2 separate regions of the Homo sapiens genome follow, and region 1 is linked to region 2. Evidence: chromatin loops called from intact Hi-C (ENCODE). Cell type or tissue: transverse colon. All regions are shown on one strand. Each heading gives the region's core, and the rest is flanking DNA. Links, peaks and the distances in the headings are about the cores only. Region 1 has its middle 16 kb from the start of TCF7L1. Region 2 overlaps KCMF1 (potassium channel modulatory factor 1).

Evidence for each region. Peaks named below come from ENCODE experiments on the same cell type or tissue, not always from the same donor. Only the 100,000 strongest peaks of a DNase experiment are listed, where the experiment ranks them.
Region 1: it touches region 2 in a loop (14-fold over the local background); 1 of 110 quality-filtered maps calls a loop at or near these places.

Annotation. Positions count from the first base shown.
Region 1 is chr2:85,115,741-85,118,661 of GRCh38, forward strand. No RefSeq gene overlaps it. Among named protein-coding and RNA genes, the nearest start is that of TCF7L1, 16 kb to the right of the region's middle. In transverse colon, for the core only: no CTCF peak of the experiment used is centred there; no DNase peak of the experiment used is centred there.
Region 2 is chr2:85,043,133-85,046,053 of GRCh38, forward strand. It overlaps KCMF1 (potassium channel modulatory factor 1), which reads left to right. Exons shown (of 7, transcript NM_020122.5): 4 at 432-533. Among named protein-coding and RNA genes, the nearest start is that of LINC01964, 23 kb to the right of the region's middle. In transverse colon, for the core only: no CTCF peak of the experiment used is centred there; a DNase peak (open chromatin) is centred at 1,709.

The DNA.
Region 1 (2,921 bases), core at 217-2,716, 73 kb after region 2:
CTGTATAATCAGGACCAGACAAGACATTTCATGGTTCTGTTTTCCAGTTTCATAGATGAGAAAACCAAGGCTTCAGAATACTAAGCTGACTTGTCCAGAGTCACATAGTAATGATTAGAACCCAGATGCAAACTCAAATCCTCACAGCTTTCAGTTGGCCATGTTCTTCATGCTGGCAACAATAGGAAAGACAGGTCGATGCACAATCCATTTTTAAAATCCAAAGAATGCTTAATAAACATTTATTGAGGTGATTCAGTGCAATTTTTGGTAGATGGGAAAATCCTTCAACTCATGGAATAAGTAGGCTATGCACTCTTGTTCAAATCTTAACCTACCCATAAAATGATTTAATTCCATATCTGCAAAAAGACACAAGGATGTAACTAAAAAAATTCATTCTGACCACAGCAGATTTGTCATGAACAGGCATGCAGTAATATGAAAACACTTAAAATATACACGTTATATTAAACTGGTGTTGCATGCCAGGAACATTTTGAGCCACCTGGAAGGAATATTTATTTCTTTAGAAATGATTACCCTCCAAAAAAAAACTGCAATTAGGAAAAAATTTCTCCAGGTAATTAATGCTCTGCGAAAGAAATCTAGAACAAAAAAGTAAATAGCTTTGGACTTTGCAGTCAAGATAAGAACAAAACAAATCCTCACCCCCTCTCCACCCCCTCAGCTTCCATTCCTGGTGTATCAGAACAACCACCAGTGATTGCCGCAAGAAATTATCCCAGATTAGAACAAAAACCATTTGTTATGACTTATACTTTATTTGCCAGTTTGCAGATGATGCTAAAATATGTTGGTCAAATCGACAAAAAGAAATGCAGACTTCTACATATATTCTATTTACTAGAAAATAGCACTAGCTTTAAAATTAGCAGCACAAAATTGGACTTGGGAGCAGTTTACAAATTGGCATTCCACTATGTTCATGCTCTATCAAATCTTTGTGTGACTTTTATGTATTGCTAGAGTAGCATGAAGAAAATAATGAAAGATGTTTGAAAAAAGGGGAAAAATCACCCACTTCATCCACGACATGAACACATTTTCATTTTCCTTAAAGACCTTGTCCATATGTGTAATGTAATGATCTGGTACCTATAGTTTTCCATTGTGCTATTTATTGCTTAGCATTGTCTGTGTTGCTACATAGTTATCTGCAACCTCTATTAAATGTAAAGGAGGTGACAGAATCTTAGAGGTTATGTGTGTACACACACACATATTTATTAATTTCTAATTTGATTACAGTTTACAAACTCAGAACAGGAATATTATTGCATTGACTTACTTCTCAAATATCATGGCAGCAAAAGTTCAGCTGTTGAAGAACTTGATGTCACTGAGCATTTAACTAACCTTTCAAAAAACATGATTGCAGCAAGACTTTGAGGTGAAAAGTCCAGATTTTATAAACCATTCCATTTTTATGCTTTTGTCTTTTGAGCATTTTTGTCATCGCTTTACCTTGATTTCCTAATAAAAGATATTTTAAGGAAATTCCCATCTGGTCTCAACTGAAGAAAGAAGTACAGGAAGTTGCCCTCTTCCAGGCTATGAAAGTCAGGGAGATCCATAGGCCCAAGGGGTCAGGTGTAAAGGGTAGCTGGGCCAGCAAGGGTGGAGACAGTGAGATCTCCCTGGGTCTGCAGTTGCACAGATGGGAGCAGAGAAGGTAAGAATGAGGGGCAGCTGGTGCTATCCCAGGGCATTGCATGGCTCTCTCTGTTTTACCTCCCTGAGAGACTGCAAATTCCCCAGGGCACAAACCATATCCTGGGCAAACTTACCACTAGGTCAGTAGCTGCTGAATTCATGAACTTACGTCTTGGAGAAAGTTTTGAGGCATTATAGAAGAGTGGAAATCAGCTGGGAGCTGTGGCTCACGCCTGTAATCCCAGCACTTTGGGAGGCCAAGGCGGGCAGACCACAAGGTCAGGAGTTCGAGACCAGCCTGACCAACATGGTGAAACCCTGTCTCTACGAAAAATACAAAAATTAGCTGGGTGTGGTGGCACTACCTGTAATCCCAGCACTTTGGGAGGCCAAGGCGGGCAGACCACAAGGTCAGGAGTTCGAGACCAGCCTGACCAACATGGTGAAACCCTGTCTCTACGAAAAATACAAAAATTAGCCGGGTGTGGTGGCACCACCTGTAATCCCAGCTACTCAGGAGGCTGAGGCAGGAGAATCGCTTGAACCCAGGAGGCGAAGGTTGCAGTGAGCCGAGATCACGCCACTGCACTCCAGCCCAGGTGACAGAGCGAGACTCCATCTCAAAAAAAAAAAAAAAGAAGAGTGGAAATAATAATAATGGCCACGAAGTTGTTAGTTTATTTATGCAACAAGTATTTATTGTGCATCTACTATTTGTCAGGCATTAATTACGTTGACTACCTTTTCATATGCTTCTTGGTTATCTGGATATACTTTTTGATGAAGTATCCAGTGAAGTATCTTGTCTATTTTCTTCTTGGGTTGTCTGGTTTTTTCCTTATGGGCTTGTGTAAGTTATTCATATATTCCGAATGAGTCTCTGGTCAGATATGTGTAAAGCAAATATTTTCATCTTGTCTGTGGCTTGCCATTTTACTCTAATAATGATGTTATTTAAGAAATCAAAATTCTTTATTTTGGGAGGCTGAGGCGGGCGGATCACGAGGTCAGGAGATCAAGACCATCCTAGCCAACACAGTGAAACCCCGTCTCTACTAAAAAAAAAAAATGCAAAAAATTAGCCGGACATGGTGGCACACGCCTGTAATCCCAGCTACTCAGGAGGCCGAGGCAGGAGAATCACTTGAACCCGGGAGGCAGAGGTTGCAGTGAGCTGAGATCGCACCACTGCACTCCAGCCTGGGTGATAGAGCAAGATTCCGTCTCAAACAAAAAAAAAAAGA
Region 2 (2,921 bases), core at 158-2,657:
ATCAGATCTCTGCTGTCTTATTTGGGAATTGGCTCTCAAGTATAGCTTGCTTTGGAGAAGTGTGCCATAGGCTTGTATCTGTCTTTACCATTCAAGACTGGACTTACACGTAAATGTGCACTAAATAGCACATTTTAAAGTTTTTTTTAATGGAAACTATTTTGCTAGACCATACAAATGAATCAGGCAGGCTGTTAGAAGGCCCTGCCAGAGATCAAGTTTGGTGTGTCTGAAACTGTTGTGTTTGACCCTGAGGGACCTTGTGTGAACAGTTCTTGCTTAGGTTTCTACTGCTTTTCACTGATTTAGGATCTGCTGTGTTTTCTGTTGGTTAAAACTTGATAATAGTAAAACTTACAGCAGAATACTCGTCCAGAAAGATGTCTTATTGACGTTCATTTATTAAGCTGCTTTCTTTACTTCCATTTCAGATTTGTCCAATATGTGCAGCGTTACCTGGAGGCGATCCTAATCATGTCACGGATGACTTTGCAGCTCATCTTACACTTGAACACAGAGCCCCTAGAGATTTAATATCCTTTTAAGAGATGACAAGGAAAAGAGTTGTTTGTAATGTTTGTCATTTTGATTTTTTGTTTTGGAGACAAGATCTCGCTGTGTCGACCTGGCTGGTCTCAAACTCCTGAGCTCAAGTGATCCTCCTGCTTCAGCCTCTTGAGTAGCTGGGACTATAGGCACACATGTGCCACTGCATCCAGCTTGTCATTTTGATTTTTTTTAAGGATCATATCCCCCAAAAGAGGAAAAGTAATGTCCAAATTATTTTTACTTATTTGAACTTTTCCTAAAAGTGACTCAGTGCTGAGATGCAATTTATTTCTCTTTTTATATACTATCACCATTGTATGAACCATTTTCATTAAGTGAAAGTTGACTTGTCCTTCATCTTTAGTTCATTACAATTAGATTTTTTTTAAGGCAGTTTGACCAAATTGTGTCTTCCAGGATGGCGTTTTCATACAAAAGAGGAAAATGTTAATCCAAATTAAAATTTAATTAGTTAAATATGAAGAGGCATTATTTGCTTTCCCTCTCTGTTCCTCTGCTGCCTTACCCTGTTGTGGGTGTGGTGTGGTGAGATGGTGGGGACAGGTGTGCATCTTGGTGTTCCTTTCCTTTTTGGGGTCCCCTTCTCCAGAGAGAGCCATTTCCTGCCGAGTTCCTGAGTAGGATAGCATAAGGTCAGCTCTAGCTTTAAATTTCCTTTCCTGCTTTTCTTTTCTTTTCTTTTTTTTTTAAAAGTCGGAGTCTTGCTCTGTCAGCCAGGCTGGAGTACAATGGTGCTATCTTCAGCTTATTGCAACCTCCACCTCCTGGATTCAAGTAATTCTCCTGCCTCAGCCTCCCAAGTAGCTAAGATTACAGGTGCCCGCCACCACACCCAGCTAATTTTTGTATTTTTAGTAGAGATGGGGTTTCACCATATTGGCCAGGCTGGTCTCTTGGCCATGCTGGTCTTGAACTCCTGACTGCCTGCCTCAGCCTCCCAAAGTGCTGGGATTACAGGCATGAACCACTGCGCCTGGCCAATTTTTGTATTTTTTTAGTAGAGATGGGGTTTCACCATGTTGGCCAGGCTGGTCTCGAACTCCTGACCTCAGGTGATCTGCCCACCTCAGCTTCCCAAAGTGCTGGGATTCAGGCGTGAGCCACCACGCCCAGCCTCTTGCTTTTATTTCTGCATTCCCTTCCTTGTCTCTCAACAGTTTCTGGCAGTGTTCCCTGAGATTACTGGCCTACCAGAGCGATTAATTTTGTGGACTCAATGCTTCTGATTTCAGGTTATGAATTGTTCGTCTAAAACTGTCACCAGCTGGGTACAGTGGCTCATGCCTATACTCCCAGCACTTTGAAAGGCCAAGGTGGGAGGATCACTTGAGCCTAGAAGTTTGAAACCAACCTGGACAACATAGGAAGACCCCATCTCTACCAAAATAATGAGCTCAGCTGGTGGCACACACCTGTGGTCCCAGCTACTCAAGAGGCTGAGGTAGGAGGATCACTTGAGCCCATGAGCTCAAGGCTGCAGTAAGCTATGATTGCACCACTGCACTCCAGCCTGGCAACAAAGTGAGACCCTGTCTCAAGATACATATATATATGTATATATAATCATAATATAAAATTATCAAATATATAAATATGATCATATCACTTTCTCTAGAACCCAAACCATCCTCATGAATATGATGGAACAGGGCATGTACCGTGACACCTGAAGGCCTCTTGGAGCTACCCATCCGGTCCTTAAATAACTCCAGAACCATCAGCTGAAAAACTGAGAAGCCAGCCAAAAAATTAATCTGCATTATAAAGCTGGTCTGTTTGGTACTTTAAAGGAAAAATCTCTTCTATATGATCTGGCCTCCCCCACCTCTCATTTGCCTTTGTGGAAACGTAAGGTTGTCTTCATGAGTTTTGACAGCTATTTGCAACTCAGGACCTTTTTCAGTTTGACTTACACTCAGCTGTGTAAGACGGTTGAGGCTGCTGGGAATTTTTCTTCGTGATAAATGTCATGTTAATCTATCTGTGTGTCTTATACAAGAAATGCAAATCTGTTTTCTGCTTAGCAGCGGCATTGGAAAGAAGCTTGAAGACAGAGTAAAACTAATAATCCAAAAGGAACCTTTGATGTGCTGAATATACATTCAGTATTGTTCCTTTTTCATTATAGGTGGTATTTGAGATTTCATGAGCTATATAGAGAAACTTTTTTACCTCACACACCCAATACACACACACACACTCACATGTTGCCTTACATTTGAGTGTCTTTTTAGGGTTAATAGCCCTCATAGATAGAGTTGGGACATTTGCACTTTAAGTTAAATGTGCTGTTTTTAAATGCTTACAATTCAGGAAATCTTTACATCTGTCTAGCAAGGACTCAGGTGATT